Regions from separate parts of the Homo sapiens genome. Here region 1 is linked to region 2. A link is an interaction called in ENCODE POLR2A ChIA-PET data of the cell type or tissue named here. Cell type or tissue: Panc1. All regions are shown on one strand. Each heading gives the region's core, and the rest is flanking DNA. Links, peaks and the distances in the headings are about the cores only.

Region 1 (9,909 bases), core at 1,221-9,220, 310 kb after region 2:
CTGGAACCAAACCCGCAGTATCTCCAAGGTATGCCTGTACCAACTTGACAGTATTGTGACCGATTATAAGGTTCAATGACATTATGTATGAAAGTACCCTGCACAGTGACTGTCAGGAAGCAGACACTGTAAATGATGACTGTCGTAACAATTATTGTAATAATCTACCTCTTTCTGGGCCTCTGAGTAAAAAGCCATGTGACTTTGTGTTCAAATCTCTCCAGACCCTGGCTTCCTCCTCTAGTACATGAAGAAGGAAGATGGCTCTCTGACCATCTCACTGTACAGCTCTGAGGATTAAAATAACAATGTAAATAGAAGCACTGTGAAAAATACAAGCCCAATGCAAATGTCAAGTGGGACTTTTTTCAACTCTATCCAGGAATTCTCCAGAGTCCTTCATAAAGCTGGCCTTCTTAGGTCATCCCCAGAAAAGATGTTGCATACACTTGAAATCAACTCAGACCATACTCAGTGGTCTACCATGTTTCCTGTCTGATACAAGGAGAGTACTGAACAAAAATCTTTGAGCATCTGAGATACTGATGGCTTGTGAAGCCATGAATGAAATAAATTGGGCATTTTGGGCTCCATCCTACAAAGGAAGTGCCCAAATCAATCCCCTCATTCCTGGCCATCAGGAAGCATCCACTCCAGTGAGCAGTTCATGTCAACATCACCCCCTAATTCAAAAGGCCCTTGATAACTGTTATCCAGGGGGCAGCTGGTACTAGAAAAGCCCTTAAAAATAAGAACCAGAACTTCACAATAGTGAAAAAATAAGAGCTGACAGAATTAATCTTTCAAAATGAAGTAAAAATTATGCAAATAAGCTTATCTAAAATGTAAAACCTTATTTAAAATGTGAAATATTTAGATCATATTGAATTTTGCATTAATTCTTAGGCTAGACTGAGTTATTGATTTATTGTTGTAATTTTTTTCCAACATCACTACATAATAACATGACATCCTTTACTACATCTCTGACTTTCATGACATTACTATACAGAGCATAATTTTTGCAGAAATTATTTAAGAGCTTTCATTTTCTCAAAGGTGTGTCTTAATATTCAAAGATATTCAAATCCTTCTCCTTTGAAGTCAGTTTCTTGTCAGCATACTGATTGTTTTTCTCACCAATTATGAGTGGGTCTAACCCTGCCCAGTCCTCTTTTGTCTGTTAAGTTGTTTGAGCAGTTCTCCAGCAATCCTTTTATTGACTACCTATAATCCTACATCTTTTGCAAGACTTGCAATTTCACTTTGAAATACATTTGCATGGAAATTGCACTGTACTGCCAGATCTGAAAGCAGAATGCTGGCTGATAGACCTTGAGGATAGCTGAGAATAGATGCTGCTGTTAAGGGGAGGATGACTGAACAGGGAATGTTTTAGTTTTCTACTTGCTGCATAATAATGGCCACAAACTTCAAGGCTTAAAGCAACACACATTTAGTATCTCCCAGTTTCCCTGGGTCAGGAGTCTGAATACAGCTTACATGGGTCCTCTGCTGAGAGTCTTGCAAAGCTGCAACCATGGTGTCAACCAGGCTGTGTTCCTTTCTGAAGCTCATGGGTCATCTCCCAAGCTCACGTTGTCGTTGGCAGAACTGAGTTCCCGGCAGCTACAGGACTGAGGCTCCACTTTCTTGCTGGCTGTCAGCTGAGGGCCATGCTCCGCTCCAAGAGGCTCCTGTAGTCCCTTTCCACATGTGCCTCTCACATGCAGAAGGTCCCGCTCCAGGCTGCTAAAATGGGGTCTTAAATAACGTAACACATTGGCCGGGCGCGGTGGCTCATGCCTATAATCCCAGCACTTTGGGAGGCTGAGGCAGGCGGATCACAAGGTCAGGAGATCGAGACCATCCTGGCTAACACGGTGAAAGCGCGCCTCTACTAAAAATACAAAAAATTAGCTGGCCGTGGTGGCGGGCGCCTGTGGTCCCAGCTACTCAGAAGGCTGAGGCAGAAGAACGGCGTGAACCCGGGAGGCGGAGCTTGCAGTCAGCAGAGATAGCGCCACTGCACTCCAGCCTGGGCGACAGAGCGACACTCTGTCTCAAAAAATAAATAAATAAAATAAATAAATAAAAATAAAATAACACATCATGGAGGAGGCTACACAAGGGCCTGGCACATTGGAGGTCACCGGGTGCATTTGCCACAGGGATTGTTTCTGTAAGTGATGGCTTCATTGGTGAATATTTGGATGTTATGATCACTGTTGCTTTCCTAGGTAACATATCATTCAGAAATCCAGATAATGAACACCTGCATAATGCTGGTCCTCACCTCTCAGATCCAGGCTCTCCATTCCCACTGTCATGGCTCCAGTTTAGGCCCCTACATTCTTGCCAGCAGCCAGCACTAATAAATGGTGTCCGGCCTTTTCTCCTCCCAATCCATCCTCTGCATCACCTCTAGAGAGAGCTTAGTAATCTGCAAACCTCACCATATTTATTCTCTGCTAAAAATCTACCAATAGGTCACTACTACCAGCAGGATGAGGTCAAAGCTTTTTAGCAGGCAAGTCAGCGCCTTCATGATCTTATTGCCTGAGAAATCCACTGTCAAGTCCATCTCTCTCCAGCCCTCCCTGTGCTCTCTCACCTCTAGGTCCAGGATTTCCCTCCCCACTCATCCACCCTTCTGGATCTGAGTTCAAGGATCACAGCCTCTGTGAAGCCTGCTTGGACTTTCTCAAGAAGCTTCACATAATGTTTCTTTACATTCTCACTGAATTGTTTTTGCATAATCGCTGCAGCATTTACCCCAAATGCTGGTTTCCAGGTCCGTCTTCCCAACAGACTGGATGCATCTGCAGGCAAGAACTAGCTTTTTCCTTCCTCTGTCTTTAGCAGTACCAGAGAACAGACTGGCAATGGCTGTAGAATTGTTGTTTATCTAGCACAGCATGACAAATAAGAACACAGATTATAAAACCCCACAGCCTGCATTTGAAAGCCAGCTAGCCGGCTTCCTAGCTGTGTAACTCAGGGCAGGTTACTCAACTTCCCTGTGCCTTGGTTTTACCACCTCTAAAAGAAGAATCGTTTTCATATCTATTTCGTAAGATTTTTATGAGGTGTAAACAAGCTAATATTTGTTAAGGAACTAAAAAAGGGTGTAACATATGATTAAGACTATATAAACATTTGTTACATAAAATAAATACCCAGTAACTACGAGATACACAATGGTAGGAAATTCATGCAAAGAAAGGAGAGATGCCACACAGGTCCAGGAGATGAGCTAATGACAAAACTGTTATCAAAATTTTTCAGCCAAAAAAGAAACAGTATACATAACCACCAGCACCACCCCCCTCAACCCCCACCAAAAAACCCCACAAACAAATAAAGCAAGAATGATAAAATCCTGGTAATTCCAGGACCTGAGTGATAGGTATAAGACGGACTAAACTAGTCTTTTTACTTTGGTGTATGTTTGACAATGCTCGGAATGAAAACAGTTTAAATCTAAATAGGCCAGCATAGGCTGAGCATCCAGGAAGTATAAGAGCACCTAGGCAAGGCTACAACTTTCACACAGAGAAAGAAACCTTTTTCTTCCACTGTTCATAAACTGACGGGCAACCCTGGTGAGCTGAACGAGGTGCTTCTGGATGAGCCCTTTCTAGCTGGGTGGATGCCACCTTCTGTTATATGCTGGTCTCCAGAGACGGCATGACGCAGTGGGAAAAGCTCTGGCATCAGGAGGGATGAGTGTAAGTGCCAGCTGTCACTTACTAGCTACCTAGCCCTCCTGTGCCTGAGTCTCCTCACCTATAAAGTGGAAGGCCCTACTTCATAGGGTTGCTAAAAGGATTATTAAATAATATATTAGCAACTAGCACCATGTTTGGTGTATGGCACATACTCAGTAAACATATTTTTAAATAAAATAATACAAAACTAATCATACTCTTAGCAAGCACATCATTCAGCAGTCACAGTCTTTCACCTTTATTCAAATGGAATGAAAACTTATGTCCACACAAAAAGCTGCTCACAGATGTTCTTGGCAGCTTTATTCATAATTCCAAACCTTGGAAGCAGCCAAAATGTCCTTCAGTAGGTGAATGAATAAATCAACTGTGGTGTATCCAGACAATGGCATATTAATCAGCACTAAAAAAAATGAGCTATCGAGCCATAATAAGACCTAGAGGAATCTTAAATGCATACTACTAAGTGAAAGAAACCAATCTAAAAAGCCATTCATACCTACTGTATGATTCCAACTATATGACATTCTGGAAAAGGCAAAATTATAGACAGTAAAAAGATCAGTGTTTGCTAGAGGTTAGGAGGAGGAAGGCATGAATAAGCAGGGGACAGAGGATTTTTATGGCAGTGAAACTATTCTGTATGAAACTATAATGGTAGATACATGTCATTAAACACTCGTCCAAACCCACAGAATGCACAACACCAAGAATGAACCCTCATGTCAATTATGAACTCTGAGTGATAATGATGTGTCAATGTAGGTTCATCAGTTGTAACCAATGTGCCATTCTGGTGTGGAATGTTTAAAGTGGGGGACATTGTGCATGTGCAGGGGCAGGAATATATGGGATCCCCAAACTTTCCATTCAATTTTGCTAAAATTACTCTAAAAATAATGTTTACTACTTTTTTAAAAAATAGAAAAATCACATCATTTAGTTAAAAATGTTTAAATAAATTAATATAAACTTCAAAATAAATAAGTAAATAAAAAGAGTAGGCAAACTCAGTATATAACTACAGGTCAGAGAGCTGCCCCGCAAACTGAAGTGTGGGAAAACCAGGAGACTGAGCTACACTGACCCCAGACCCATGGCTGGTTCCCTTCATGCCAGTGGCTGAAAGACTCCGCAGCTGACCTACCTGGCAAAACAGACACCACCACAACTCACCCCAAAGATCTGAAAGGGCCATGCGTGGGCCGGCCTCTCTCCTGAGTCACACAGGACGAATCACTCTGTGTAACAAACACTCTGGTTTACTGGCCTTTACTGCCACACCAAAGTCACGTGAAAACTGCTTTCAGGAATCAGGGTTAAGTTCCTAATTAACACAATGGCGTAATCCTTGGGGCTCAGCTAAGCCCTGACTCCAGGGCTATTCCAAATCACATAATCCACCCTCCTCCCCCATATCACCTCCTGGATTAAAATTTTTAAAGTTCTCAGCAAGAAGGGTGGTCAATGCTTACCACTTACAGGCAGAGAAGAAAACAGGTCAGTATATGGGCAGCTCAGCAGCAGAACTACCAATTTTTAGAGTGTGCTGACATTGTCCAGGTAGAATTGAGGAGGTAGATGCTGAAAGGCAGATACTCAAATGAGGCAGATTCTCCTAGGCATTTATCCAATTAATTTGAAAGCTTATGTGCACATAAAAGACTGCATATGAATCGCTATAGCAGCTTTATTCGTAATCATCAAAATCTGGAAATAAGATGTCCTTGAATAGGTAAGTGAAAAAACTGTGGTACATTCATATTATGGAATACTGTTCAGCAATAAAAAATGAGCTATTGGCTGGGCGCAGTGGATCACACCTGTAATCCCAGGCCAAGGTGGGTGGATCACCAGGTCAAGAGATCAAGACCATCTTGGCCAATGTGGTGAAACCCTGTCTCTACAAAAAATACAAAAAGTAGCTGGGCGTGGTAGCACACGCCTGTAGTCCCAGCTACTTGGGAGGCTGAGGCAGGAGAATTGCTTGAACCCAGGAGGCAGAGGTTGCAGTGAGCCAAGATCACACCACTGCACTCCAGCCTGGCAACAGAGCAACACTCCATCTCAAAAAAAAAAAAAAAAAAAAAAGAGCTATTATGCCACAAAAAGATATGAATGAATCTTAAGTACATACTGCTAAGTGAAAGAAACCAGTCTGAAAAGGCTACATTTTCTATGATTCTAATTACATGGCATTCTAGAAAAAGCAAAAATTATAGGGATAGTAAATAGACCAGTGGTTGCCAGGGGTTTGGGGATAGGGTTTGGGAATTAAATAGATGAAGCACAGTGGACTATTTGGGGCAGTAAGATTATTCTGTATGATACTGTAATGTAAGTATAGGACATTAAGCATTTGACAAAAACCCACAGAACTTTATAGCACAAGAGTAAACCTAAATGCATGCAAATTTTTTAAAAAAAATCATTGAGTGGGAGGCCAAGGATCCCAGGATGGAATGTAAAATGTGACCCCCAAAAATCTAAATGTATTACAAATGTATGAAATAATCTCACTGAAGAAGTGAGACAGTAAGGTGCTAACAGAAGTTATCTTAGAAATCAGTGGAGTCTGTACAAACTAATGGCAAAAAGAACTGTACATAAGCACTGTACTAGAGCTGAAAAATTGTTTCCAATGGGGGTATGGGTTAACGATTCTGATACTACTGTACGCGTACACTGGAAGTGAACAATTAAGCAAATGGGTGGTGGTAGCTAGGTTTCTAACTGCTTGCGGGGGATATTACAGATAAGCAAGGGAGGAAGCTAGAATGATTTATGTAATATGGATCAGAATTGCAGACATCACTACAAACTCATGTTTGGCTTAATATAGATGGCTACATATAGAAATATTCATGGGTATTTGTATATTAAAGAGGTAGCATACACACGTATTTCATTGCTCTATCTGCTGAGAGGGCCTAGATGCAAACACATTCCAGCAGCAACTAACCGACCGCCCCCACCCCCACACCTCCGATCCTGCTATCTAACTCCATGCCTTCAACAAAAGGAGTCAGGGCTCTTTGCAGAAATGCTGGATTCAGGAAATACACCAGATGAGCCTGGAGTACTGTGTAGTGCCAGAAAGTTAAAACGTGCTCAAAACAACAAACAATGATGGGGCAAGGGGATACAAGAGCCAAATCAAAGAGTTTTTAGCAGCCACATTAAAACAATTTGTGCAATGAAATAAAGAAGTACTTATAATACAAGGTATAAAACAAATATCCATGATTCTTTACTGATAAAAATAAATAAATGACTGAATAAAGCAATAAATGGGAGAGGACAGACAAATCTATGCAAAAGAATTCCAAATACTTGACATAACTGTTTTAACTGTTTTAACTGCCTTTAAGGAGGTAGAGCAAAACTTTCCACTCTGTAAGTGCATGTAAGTGCAGACCATGCATAACGACTTTTTTTTTTTTCCCCAAAAAGTACTTCATGGAAAGAAAAACAGTAACTTTACAAATACTATCTCAAGCCAGGTGATCAAGGTTAACATCAACAGTGATAAGTCATAATGATAGTATGTACCCTTCAAATTATATGATGAGAATGCCATCTTACCTCTCTGTCTTCCTCCCAAAAACATATTAACCATGAGGAAAACATCAAATTCCAGTTAAAGGAGATTCTACAAAATAGGCCTGACCAGTAATCTTCAAAATTGTGAAGATCACCAAAATTGTCAAGATCACCAAAAATCTGAAAAACAGTCACAGTCCAGGGGAGCCTAAGGAGGATAAGAACTAAATGTGGTCCCAGACAAGATCCTGGAACAGAAAATGAACACTAAGGGAAAACTAAGGAAATATGAACAAGTATGGATTTTAGTTAATAAGAATATATCAATATCAGTTCATTAATTCTAACAACTGTACCATACTAACATTAGATGCTGATAATAGGGGAAGTTGGGTGTTGGGTATGCAAGAACTCTCTGTACTATCTTTGCAATAATTCTGTAAACCTAAAACTGTTTTATAATAGAAAGTTTTTTTATTTTTTATTATATTATTATTACACTTTAAGTTTTAGGGTACATGTGCACAACGTGCAGGTTTGTTACATATGTATACATGTGCCATGTTGGTGTGCTGCACCCATTAACTCATCATTTAGCATTAGGTATATATCCTAATGCTATCCCTTCCCCCTCCCCCCACCCCACAACAGTACCCAATGTGTGATATTCCCCTTCCTGTGTCCATGTGTTCTCATTCTTCAATTCCCACCTATAAGTGAGAACATGTGGTGTTTGGTTTTTTGTCGTTGCGATAGTTTGCTGAGAATGATGGTTTCCAGCTTCATCCATGTCCCTACAAAGGACATGAACTCATCATTTTTTATGGCTGCATAGTATTCCATGGTGTATATGTGCCACATTTTCTTAATCCAGTCTATCATTGTTGGACATTTGGGTTGGTTCCAAGTTTTTGCTATTGTGAATAGTGCCGCAATAAACATACGTGTGCATGTATCTTTATAGCAGCATGATTTATAATCCTTTGGGTATATACCCAGTAATGGGATGGCTGGGTCAAATGGTATTTCTAGTTCTAGATCCCTGAGGAATCACCACACTGATTTCCACAATGGTTGAACTAGTTTACAGTCCCACCAACAGTGTAAAAGTGTTCCTACTTCTCCACATCCTCTCTAGCACCTGTTGTTTCCTGACTTTTTAATGATTGCCATTCTAACTGGTGTGAGATGGTATCTCATTGTGGTTTTGATTTGCATTTCTCTGATGGCCAGTGAGCATTTTTTCATGTGTCTTTTGGCTGCATAAATGTCTTCTTTTGAGAAGTGCCTGTTCATATCCTTCGCCCACTTGTTGATGGGGTTGTTTGTTTTTTTCTTGTAAATCTGTTTGAGTTCATTGTAGATTCTGGATATTAGCTGTCAGATGAGTAGGTTGCAAAAATTTTCTCCCATTCTGTAGGTTGCCTGTTCACTCTGATGGTAGTTTCTTTTGCGTGCAGAAGCTCTTTAGTTTAATTGGATCCCATTTGTCAATTTTGGCTTTTGTTGCCATTGCTTTTGGTGTTTTAGACATGAAGTCCTTGCCCATGCCTATGCCCTGAATGGTATTGCCTAGGTTTTCTTCTAGGGTTTTTATGGTTTTAGGTCTAACATGTAAGTCTTTAATCCATCTTGAATTAATTTTTGTATAAGGTGTAAGGAAGGGATCCAGTTTCAGCTTTCTACATATGGCTAGCCAGTTTTCCCAGCACCACTTATTAAATAGGGAATCCTATTTAATAAATGGAGGAGAGTGGAGGACAGCTGTGGTGGCTCACACCTATATTTCCAGCACTTTGGGAGGCTGAGGCAGGCAGATCACCTGAGATCAGGACCAGCCTGGGCAACCTGGTGAAACCCCGTCAAAAATATTAGACGGGTGCAAAAGTAATTGCGCTTTTTGCCATTATTTTCAAAGGCAAAAACGCAATAACTTTTGCATCAACATACACAAAAAATTAGCTGGGCATGGTAGCACCCACCTGTGGTCCTAGCTACTCAGGGGGCTGCAGTGTGCAGTGGGAGGATCACTTGAGCCTGGGAAGCAAAGGTTGCAATGAGCCAAGATTGCGCCACTACACTCCAGCCTGGGTGACAGACTGAGACCCCATCACAAAAAAAAAACCTCCTATTGAGCAAGGGTGAACTTGTGTTTGGTTAAGAATAACACTCAACTAGCAGGCAGAGAAGTTTGCTGCCTGAATAGCAGAATCTCAAGGCTCAGTCTCAACATCAGCATAGTTATTTAAATGATTCATATTTAAATGATTCATGACCATCCATTGGTTAATCTATGCAAAACCTTGAGATGAAAACAAACAAACAAACAAACAAAAACAAACAACAACAAAAAAAACCTTTCCTCACCTGACAGAAGGGAAAGCACATACATATACCAAAGAGTTGGCTGGGTCACAGAAAATAGTGATATATGACAATAATCTCCAATGACCACCTGCTGACATTCCACTTAAACCACCCGCCTCATCAAGATTATTCCTGTAGGCCACTAGTTTGCAATGTTAAGTAATTTGGCAACACAGAGTCATGGCCATCTAGAGGGTTTCAATAGCAAAGCCATCATGTGGACTTGGGGCACACCCATTCACAGGCCCACATCCCCCACTCCAGACTG
Region 2 (9,909 bases), core at 1,080-9,079:
AACTTTCTTCCTCCACAGCCTTCCCCAGGTCAGTTCTTGGAAACTCTATTCTTCCAGATGCTCAAGGCAAAAACCCTGGAGTCATTCTTTTTTTTTTTTTTTTTTTTGGCAGAGTCTCACTCTGTCACCCAGGCTGGAGTGCTGGAGTGCAGTGGTGCAATCTCAGCTCACTGCAACCCCCACCTCCCCAGTTCAAGCAGTTCTCCTGTCTCAGCCTCCTGAGTAGCTGGGACTACAGGCGCTCACCACTATACCCAGATAATTTTTGTATTTTTAATAGAGACGGGGTTACACCATGTTGGCCAGGCTGGTCTCAAACTCCTGACCTCAGGTGATGCGCCTGCCTCGGCCTCGCAAAGTGCTGGGATTACAGGCGTAAGCCACCACCCCCAGCCCCCAGGGTCATTCTTGATTCTTCTCTTTCCTCCATTTACAACATATACTCAGTCTCTAACAACTTTTTTTTTACCACCTTCCCAGCTACTAGTCTGTTCCAAGCCTCCATCACCTCCTGCCTCAATGATTGAAATAACCTCCTAGCCAGTCTCCTTGCTTCCACTCCTGCCCTCCTACAGTCTATTCTCAACACTGTAGCCAGAGTGATCCAGTGAGAGCAGAAGTCGGGCTAAGTCATGGCTTCATGGCTTTGCTCCAAACCCTCCATCTCTCCCAGAGTTGAAGTCAAAATCCATAAAATGGGTGATGAAGCTGTCCATGATTTAGACCCCTCTACCACTCCAGCCTCATGTCCTCCCATTATCCCCCATGTCCACTCTGGTCCCAACACACCAGCTTCCTGTTCTTCAAACACATCAGGCAGCTGCCTTCCTCAAGAAGGAAATTTGCTGTTTCCTCTGCCTGGCATAGTCTTTCCACAGATATCTACATGACTCACTTTTCATTTCTTTTTTTTTTTTTTTCTTTTTGAGACAGAGTCTCGCTCTGTCGCCCAGGCTGGAGTGCCACGATGTGATCTTGGCTCACTGCAACCTCCGCCTCCCAAAGTCAAGAGATTCTCCCTGCCTCAGCCTCCATAGTAGCTGGGATTACAGGTGCCCGCCACCACGCCCAGCTAATTTTTGTATTTTTAATAAGAGACAAGGTTTCACCATGTTGGCCAGGCTGGTCTTGAACTGCTGATCTCAGGTGATCTGCCCGCCTTGGCCTCCCAAAGTGCTAGGATTACAGGCATGAGCCACCACACCCAGACAACTTTTCATTTCTTTCAAGTGTTTGCCCAAATGTCCTTAATTGATGAAGTTCTCTTGATCACATTTATATAAATTAGCCATTCCTTACTTCCCTGGTATCCTCTGCACCCCTTACTTTGCTTTCATTTCACTCTGTATCACCTTGGACATAGTATATAATTCATTTTTTAAATTAGATTCCCCTGTCTAAAATAAGGACGAGTTTGATTTTGATTTGTTCACCGCTGTATTTCCAGTGCCTGGAATAGTGTCTGGAACATTATTAAGCTCTTAACAAATGTTTGTTAAATGGTTGTCTATTTTTCAGGCAGCAACAGGAGGCTAGTGGATGGAGAGGGGATGACAACCAGTAGGAGAAAATGGAAAAACCAGAAGATGGACTTTAACAAAGGGCATTATGTCTTAAGGAGGAAAGACAATTAGAAATAGAACTGAGGGGCCGGGCGCAGTGGCTCATGCCTGTAATCCCAGCACTTTGGGAGGCCGAAGTGGGCGGATCACGAGGTCAGGAGATTGAGACCACCCTGGCCAACATGGTGAAACCCCGTCTCCACTAAAAATACAAAAATTAACTGGGCGTGGTGGCATGGGCCTGTAGTCCCAGCTATTTGGCAGGCTGAGGCAGGAGAATCACTTGAACCCAGGAGGCGGAGGTTGCAGTAGTGGAGATCGCACCATTGCACTCCAGCCTGGGTGACAGAGCGAGACTCCATCTCAGAAAAAAAAAAACAGAAATAGAACTGAGGAAGGTAGAGAACAGAGAAACTGATGTGAGTGAAACACACCTGCCTTACAAGATTAAAGGTGTTTGGCCCATTGCTGGGGCCACATGAGAACAAATTAAGAGTCCCAAAAGGGTTTAATGTGTTCATGAGTCAAGGTCAAGATTTGGGGCTTTATTTATTTCATCTCCTGCCACTACCCTCTGACTGAGATGAGAGTTTCCCAAACAAGTGAGACATATGAGACAGACAATGTAGCCGGAGGGTTAGGTGGCAGTGATTGGCAATCTCCACCTGGAGTCTCAGCTCCAAGATAAGCCCTAAGGTTCCCTCTGGAACATCAGTCTGTACTTTTCTATATTTAGAGGAAGTCTCAAGTGTAGGACGATTGCTGCAGTCTGGAGTCTTCACTGGTACAGCAAGATGATGGATTGTTTTTCAGTACTTGTTTCCTCCTATGTAATGATTATTTTTTTCTTTGTAGCTTCACATTACTGGTTTGCTGCGTTGCTGTTCCCCAGACCAAGCAGAAGCATCTGTAACGTCTGAAGGAAGAACCCAGGCCCGCAGCTCACCCACTACAGAACCTAGGGACCTTATCCTTCTTCCAGGTAGGGAAGTCTTCAGCTGTTTTTTTCTAATTATCAATCCTGGACCAAGATTGTTTCATGTAGAATTGAAGGGTACTAAAGGATGAAAGACAGGAAGGATGAGGGAGAGGCAAACGTGGTGGGGGAAGAAGAGGCAAAAGAAAAGGGCACTAGGCAGAGCAGGGCATTTCTTTCTTTCTTTCTTTCTTTCTTTCTTTCTTTCTTTCTTTCTTTCTTTCTTTCTCTCTCTCCTTTTTTCTTTCTTTCTTTCTCTTTTTTTTTTTTTTGAGTTGGAGTCTTGCACTGTTGCCTGGGTTGGAGTGCAGTGGCACGATCTTGGCTCACTGCAACCCCCACCTCCCTGGTTCAAGCGATTCTCCTGCCTCAGCCTCCTGAGTAGCTGGGATTACAGGTGGGTGCTGCCATGCCCGGCTAATTTTTGGCATTTTTAGTAGAGATGGGGTTTCACTATGTTGGCCAGGCTGCATTTTTAGTAGAGATAGGGTTTCACTATGTTGGCCAGGCTGCTCTCGAACTCCTGACTTCGTGATATGCCCACCTCAGCTTCCCAAAGTGCTGGGATTACAGGCATGAGCCTCCATGCCCGGCCAGGGAATTTATTTCAACATCTTCTGTTCCTCCCTTTCTCTCCCAGCACCAACCTCCCTTTCTCTCCCAGCACCAACTAATGCTGAGAAAAGCCACTTTCACTGATGGTGACATTTGAGTCATTTGGACTTCACAACCTCTTTACTTTGATCTCCATCTTCTGGCGAGAGTGGTAATAAACAGTGAAAAGATGGTCTACAATAAACATACGTGTGCACTATTCACAATAGCAAAGACTTGGAACCAACCCAAATGTCCACCAGTGATAGACTGGATTAAGAAAATGTGGCGGCCGGGCGCGGTGGCTCACGCCTGTAATCCCAGCACTTTGGGAGGCCGAGGCGGGCGGATCACGAGGTCAGGAGATCGAGACCATCCCGGCTAAAACGGTGAAACCCCGTCTCTACTAAAAATACAAAAAATTAGCCGGGCGTAGTGGCAGGTGCCTGTAGTCCCAGCTACTTGGGAGGCTGAGGCAGGAGAATGGCGTGAACCCGGGAGGCGGAGCTTGCAGTGAGCCGAGATCCCGCCACTGCACTCCAGCCTGGGCGACAGAGCGAGACTCCGTCTCAAAAAAAAAAAAAAAAAAAGAAAATGTGGCACATATACACCATGGAATACTATGCAGCCATAAAAGAGGATGAGTTCATGTCCTTTGTAGGGACATGGATGAAGCTGGAAACCATCATTCTCAGCAAATTATCGCGAGGACAAAAAACCAAACACCACATGTTCTCACTCATAGGTGGGAATGGAACAATGAGAACACTTGGACACAGGAAGGGGAACAGCACACACTGGGGCCTGTCGTGGGGTGGGGGAAGGGGGGAGGGATAGCATTAGGAGATATACCTAATGCAAATGAAGAGTTAATGGGTGCAGCACACCAATATGGCACATGTATACATATGTAAGAAACCTGCACATTGTGTACACGTACCCTAGAACTTAAAGTATATATATATAAAAAAAAGATGGTTAGCAAAACCAAGGAAAATTTAAGGACCTTGATAATCCAGAAACTGTATGATTATAGATAATCGAGAATTGTCTCTATATTCAAAAACACTGTTTTTACTCCTGATCCTGAAATAATGGAAATCACAAACAAGATATATAAACTCAGATTGTTTTACACCATCACTTGTCACTATTTTACATGGTGTCACAAACTAACTGCATTCATTATTAATTTGCATTAAGAGCTGCATTAGTCTTTCAAATGCCAACAGCTTTTCCTCTGAACATTTTCTTTTCTGCTTATGAATTACTGTTCTGGTTTTTACAGTCTGGGCAGGTTTCCATTAAATCCTTTTTGTTTCATGGGTTCTTGTGTGATGTAATACTAAGTCATTTGCTAAATTACTATGTTCTATTATAATATGGTATTGTATATTTTAATATATCTTTTTATAGATTTTTATATTGTATTTATTCCTTTGAAGAGGAATAGACAGAGAGAGATGTATTGTTTTATTTTTTTTTTTTTTCATTGTGCTGGAGCTGTGTTATAATATAGACAGTACTGGTAGGAGTTAGGCAAAAAAAAAAAAAAAAATTGGTGTGCCATAGAAAAGGATAGATTAGTATTCTGCCTATCGCACATCCCAATCCTCATGAGGAATAGCAACACAATTTTTAAAAATCCTTTAATGTTATATGGCTGAGCAAAGGCAAGGAAAACCTCTTCTTTCCCCTCCCCGCCAAAACCTTGCTCTTCTCTTAATAAAGCTTTCAGCCATCTCTCCAAGTGGCAGCAGGACAATTCCAAAGCCTGACCTTCAGTTCTTAGCAGAGGATGTTAACAGACCTACCCTCAGTTTCCTGGCCCACCAGGACCCCAGCAAACTTTCTGTTGCCTACCAGGCTGGACTGTAGCCACACTCTAACAAGATCTGAGTCTTGACCTTATGGGATGAGTATCTTCTTCCAAACTCTTAGTTTCCTCCTTAGATATCTTCTCCCTTAACCCTATGGATGGTAGCTGTTTCCTGTATTTGCCATTCCTGTATTTTGTGAAATCCCCTTTTATACCTTTTAGTTAACCATCTTTCACTTCTTAATAATTCCATTTTTGAAAGTTTTTCCTGCTCCAATTACTGTTGTGGTTTTTGACTCATAACTAGACTCTCCCTAACATTTCTCAATCTCCTTACCCTGGAGGAATGCTTATAATAATCTTCAAGTCTCAAGGAAACCCTACATAAAAATTATTAAATCTATGGCTTACATTATCAGTAAATTGTAGATGATGGTCAATGTTGTTTAGTAGACAATGTTAGTTTTCTATAGATCTGCTTATTTTGTCTGACTTATTAGTATACCTTTTGCGTGGTTCTCCCTCCTTACAAAGGATAACTCTTATCTAAGTCATTAGTATAAATAGAGAAAACTTTAGTTTTTCCTTTGTTGAAATGTGCTTGATTTTTTACCTTATCCAAGTGGGCCTAAAAGTCTTATAATAAATTTCTACTATGTAAGATATTAATGGGGTATATTATAACATATTTGATGGGCAAAAGTAGTTCTTCACCCTATCTAAAACTAATAATTACTTTATAGCCAACCTTTCTGGGAAAAAAATCGGTAGTTAAGCTTAACTTACCTTTTTAAAAATTAATCTCTTTCTTTTCATGAATTTTTAAAATTTAGAAGGCAGGCTGGGCATGGTGGCTCACACCTTTAATCCCAGCACTTTGGGAGGCAGAAGCGGGCAGATCACCTGAGATCAGGAGTTCAAGACCAGCCAGACCAACATGGTGAAACCCCATCTCTACTCAAAATACAAAAATTAGCAGGGTGAAGTGGCGGGCACTTGTAATCCCATCTACTCGGGAGGCTGAGACAGGAGAATCACTTGAACCTGGGAGGCAGAGGCTGCAGTGAGCCAAGATCACGCCATTGCACTCCAGCCTGGGTGACAGAGCAAGACTCTGTCTCAAAATAAAATAAAATAAATAAATAAATAAAATAAAATAAAATTCAGAAGGCAGATGACAAATTTCTGTTAAATAACTGACAAGCCAAAATGGTGTTTGATTTTTTTCTAAAGGTAGGCTTGGTTGATTTAACTTAAACAAAGACTGCACATTTATTTTGATTAATATTATTCACAACATAAAATTTTATTAACATTTATTGAATAGGTAAGCTATGAAAATCATAAACAAAACCAATATGAATAAAAATCTAGTATAAGATACAATTTTGTACAAGACTTAAAAGAGAACATTTTCTTACTGAGTGACATGATCAAGCTTAAATGTAAGCGTGGCAGTGACAAAATCATTATATACAGGTATTGATTTCTTGCATAAAAGTGTTATTTATTCATTTATTTAATAATAGCAATAGGGTCTTGCTATGTTGCCCAGGCTGGTCTCAAACTCCTGGCCTCAAGCAATCCTCTTGCCTCACCCTCCCAAAAATGTTGGGATTACAGGCGTGAGCCACTATGCCCAGCCAAAATTGTTATTTTTGAGGCTAAAAATGAAAAAGAAAATTTTCTTCTTTAATGTGAAACTTGGGCTTGTTTTTTATTGCACAAATAATTCTGAGTTGAAGTTTAATTCTGAATATTGAATTCTGAGTTTAAGATAAGCATACATGGATTTCATTTTCCAGTAAAATGAGACAATTTCTGTCTTTACTCTTCATACTTTCTATACTATAAAAAATTCTCACGGATTTAAGTAGTTAAAAACTGAAGCAAAGCCAGGTGTGGTGGCTCACTCCTGTAATCCCAGCACTTTGGGAGGCTGAGGCGGGTGGATCATTTGAGGTCAGGAGTTCGAGACCAGCCTGGCCAATATGGTGAAACCCCATCTCTACTAAAAATACAAAAATTAACTGGGCGTGGTGGCGGGCACCTGTAATCCCAGCTACTACGGAGGCTGAGGCAGGAGAATCGCTTGAACCCGGGAGGTGGAGGTTGCAGTGAGCCAAGATTGTGCCATTGCACTCCAACCCGGGCAACAGAGCAAGACTCTGTCTCAAAAAACAAAAAAACAAACAACAACCAAAAAAAACTGAAGCAAATTATTGTTTTCCTATGAATAGCAGGATATTTTCATTTTACCAAATTCCAGAACTTGTCTAGGAGCAGGTCAGTAAATCTCATCTTTTGTATATGAACAGATTATACCTTACAGAGCTCTTTCTTGTCTCTCAAAGCCAAGAGTAGACGCATTAGAAAAAAAGATCCCTGGCGGGCGCAGTGGCTCACGCCTGTAATCCCAGCACTTTGGGAGGCCGAGGAGGTGGATCACGAGGTCAGGAGATCAAGATCATCCTGGCTAACACGGTGAAACTCCGTCTCTACCAAAAATATAAAAATTAGCAGGGCGTGGTGGTGGGCGCCTGTAGTCCAGCTACTCGGGAGGCTGAGGCAGGAAAATGGTGTGAACCCAGGAGGCGGAGCTCGCAGTGAGCCGAGATCGCGCCACTGCACTCCAGCCTGGGAGACAGAGCGAGACTCCGTTTCAAAAAAAAAAAAAAAAAAAAAAAAAAAAAAAAAAAAAAAAATCCCTTACCAAGTCACACACTTGGATTGAAAGAAGACAAAACACTGTTCAATTTTGTTATGCATTTCTTTCTGATTTTTAAAAAGCTTTAAATTTTGGCCGGGAGCAATGGCTCACGGCTGTAATCCCGACAGTTTGGGAGGCAGAGGTGGGAGGATCACTTGAGAACAGGAGTTGGAGACCAGCCTGGCCAACTTAGTGAAACCCCACCTCTACTAAAAATTAAAAAAAGTTAGCCAGGTGTGGTGGTGGGCACCTGTAATCCCAGCAACTTGGCAGGCTGAGGCAGGAGAATTGCTTGAACCTGGGAGGTGGAGGTTGCAGTGAGCTGAGATCACGCCACTGCACTCCAGCGTGGGCGACAGAGCAAGATTCCGCCGCAAAAAAAAAAGAAAAAAAATGTTTTAAATTTTTAATTATTATGGGCACGTAATAGTTGTATATATTTATGGGGTACATATGATGATTTGCAACAAGCATATAATATGAAATGATCAAATCACAGTCATTGGGGTATCCATCACCTCAAGCATTTATCATTTCTTTGTGTTAGGAACATTCAAATTTCACTATTTTTGTTATTTTTTAACTTACAATAGATTATTGTTAACTATAGTCACCCTATTGTGCTCTGAATGCTAGATCTTATTTATCGTATCTAACTGTATCTTTGTACTTACTCTAACTGTATTTTTGCATCCCCTCCCTACTACCCTTCCTATCCTCTAGTAATCATCATTCTACTCTGTCTCCAAGAGTTCATTTAAAATAATTTTTAACTCCCACTTAGGAGAGAGAACATGTGAAATTTGTCTTTCTGTGCCTGACTTATTTCACATAACATGATGCCCTACAGGTTCATCCATGTTGTTGCAAATGATTGGATCTCTTTCTGTTGAATGGCCAAATAATATTTTATTATGCACATGTACCATATTTCTTTATGCATTCATCCACTGATGGGCACTTCGGCTGATTCTGTATCTTGACTATTGTGAATAGTGCTGCAATGAACATGGGAGTGCAGGTATTCCTTCCATATACTGATTTCCTTTCTTTCAGGTATATACCTAGCAGTGGGATAGCTGGTATGGTACCTCTGTTTTTTGTTTTTAGAGGAATCTTCATACCGTTCTCCACAGTGGTTGTACTAATTTACATTTCCACCAACAGTGTAGAAGGGTTCCTCTTTCTCCACATGCTCACCAGCATTCATTATTGCCTATCTTTTGGATAAAAGCTATTTTAACTGGGCGGAGTGAGATGATATCTTATTGTAATTTTTATTTACATTTTTCTGTGATTAGTGATGTTGAGCATTTTCTTTTTATACCTGTTGATCATTTACATGTCTTCTTTTGAGAAACATCTATTCAGATCTTTTGCCTACTTTTTAATGGATTATTTGTTTTTTTTTTTTTCGTAATGAGTTGTTTGAGCTCCTTATATATTCTGGTTATTAATCCCTTTTCAGATGGGTAGTTTGCAAACATTTTCTCCCATTCTGTGGGTTGTCTCTTTATTGTGTTGATTGTTTCCATTGCTGTGCAAAAGCTTCTTAGCTTCATCTGTCCATTTTTGCTTCAGTTGCCTATGCTTTTGAGGTATTACTCAAGAAATCTTTGTCCAGATCAATGTCCCAGAGTGTTTAGCCAACATTTTCTCTTAGTAGTTTTATAGTTTCAGGCCTTAGATTTAAGTCTTTAATCTTTTTCATTGTTGTTGTTGTTGAGATGGAGTCTTGGAGTCCCACTCAGTCACCCAGGCTAGAGTGCAGTAGTATGATCTTGGCTCACTGCAACCTCCGCCCCCCAGGGTTCAAGTGATTCTCACGTTTCAACCTCCTGAGTAGCTGAGATTACAGGTGCACGCCACCATGCCCGGCTAATTTTTAGTAGAGACAGGGTTTTGCCATGTTGGCCAGGCTGGTCTCAAACTCCTGACTTCAAGTGATCCACCCACCTCGGCCTCCCAAAGTGCTAGGATTATAGGCGTGAGCCATCATGCCTGGCCTTTAATCCATTTTGATTTCAATTTTGTATATGGCAAAAGATAGGGGTCTAGTTTCATTCTTTTGTATATGGATATCCAGTTTTCTCAGCACAATTTATTGACGAGACTGTTCTTTCCCCAATGTATGTTCTTGGCACCTTTGTCAAAAATGAGTTTACTGTAAATGTGTGGATTTATTTATGGGTTCTCTATTCTGTTGTATTGGTCTATGTGTCCATATTTATGCTAGTACCATGCTGTT

The links. ChIA-PET counts read pairs that join two places held together with the same protein. Peaks named below come from ENCODE experiments on the same cell type or tissue, not always from the same donor. Only the 100,000 strongest peaks of a DNase experiment are listed, where the experiment ranks them.
Region 1: POLR2A ChIA-PET joins it to region 2 with 5 read pairs; 1 of 35 experiments calls an interaction of 5 or more read pairs at or near these places.

The regions. Positions count from the first base shown.
Region 1 is chr1:162,172,419-162,182,327 of GRCh38, reverse strand. All of the region lies in intron 2 of NOS1AP (nitric oxide synthase 1 adaptor protein), which reads right to left. It overlaps LOC105371475 (a long non-coding RNA gene), which reads left to right and starts at 7,420. Exons shown (of 4, transcript XR_007066699.1): 1 at 7,420-7,570. RefSeq lists an enhancer at 1,354-1,884. In Panc1, for the core only: no CTCF peak of the experiment used is centred there; no DNase peak of the experiment used is centred there; H3K27ac peaks cover 5,699 bases.
Region 2 is chr1:162,480,780-162,490,688 of GRCh38, reverse strand. No RefSeq gene overlaps it. Among named protein-coding and RNA genes, the nearest start is that of UHMK1, 12 kb to the left of the region's middle. In Panc1, for the core only: no CTCF peak of the experiment used is centred there; a DNase peak (open chromatin) is centred at 3,240.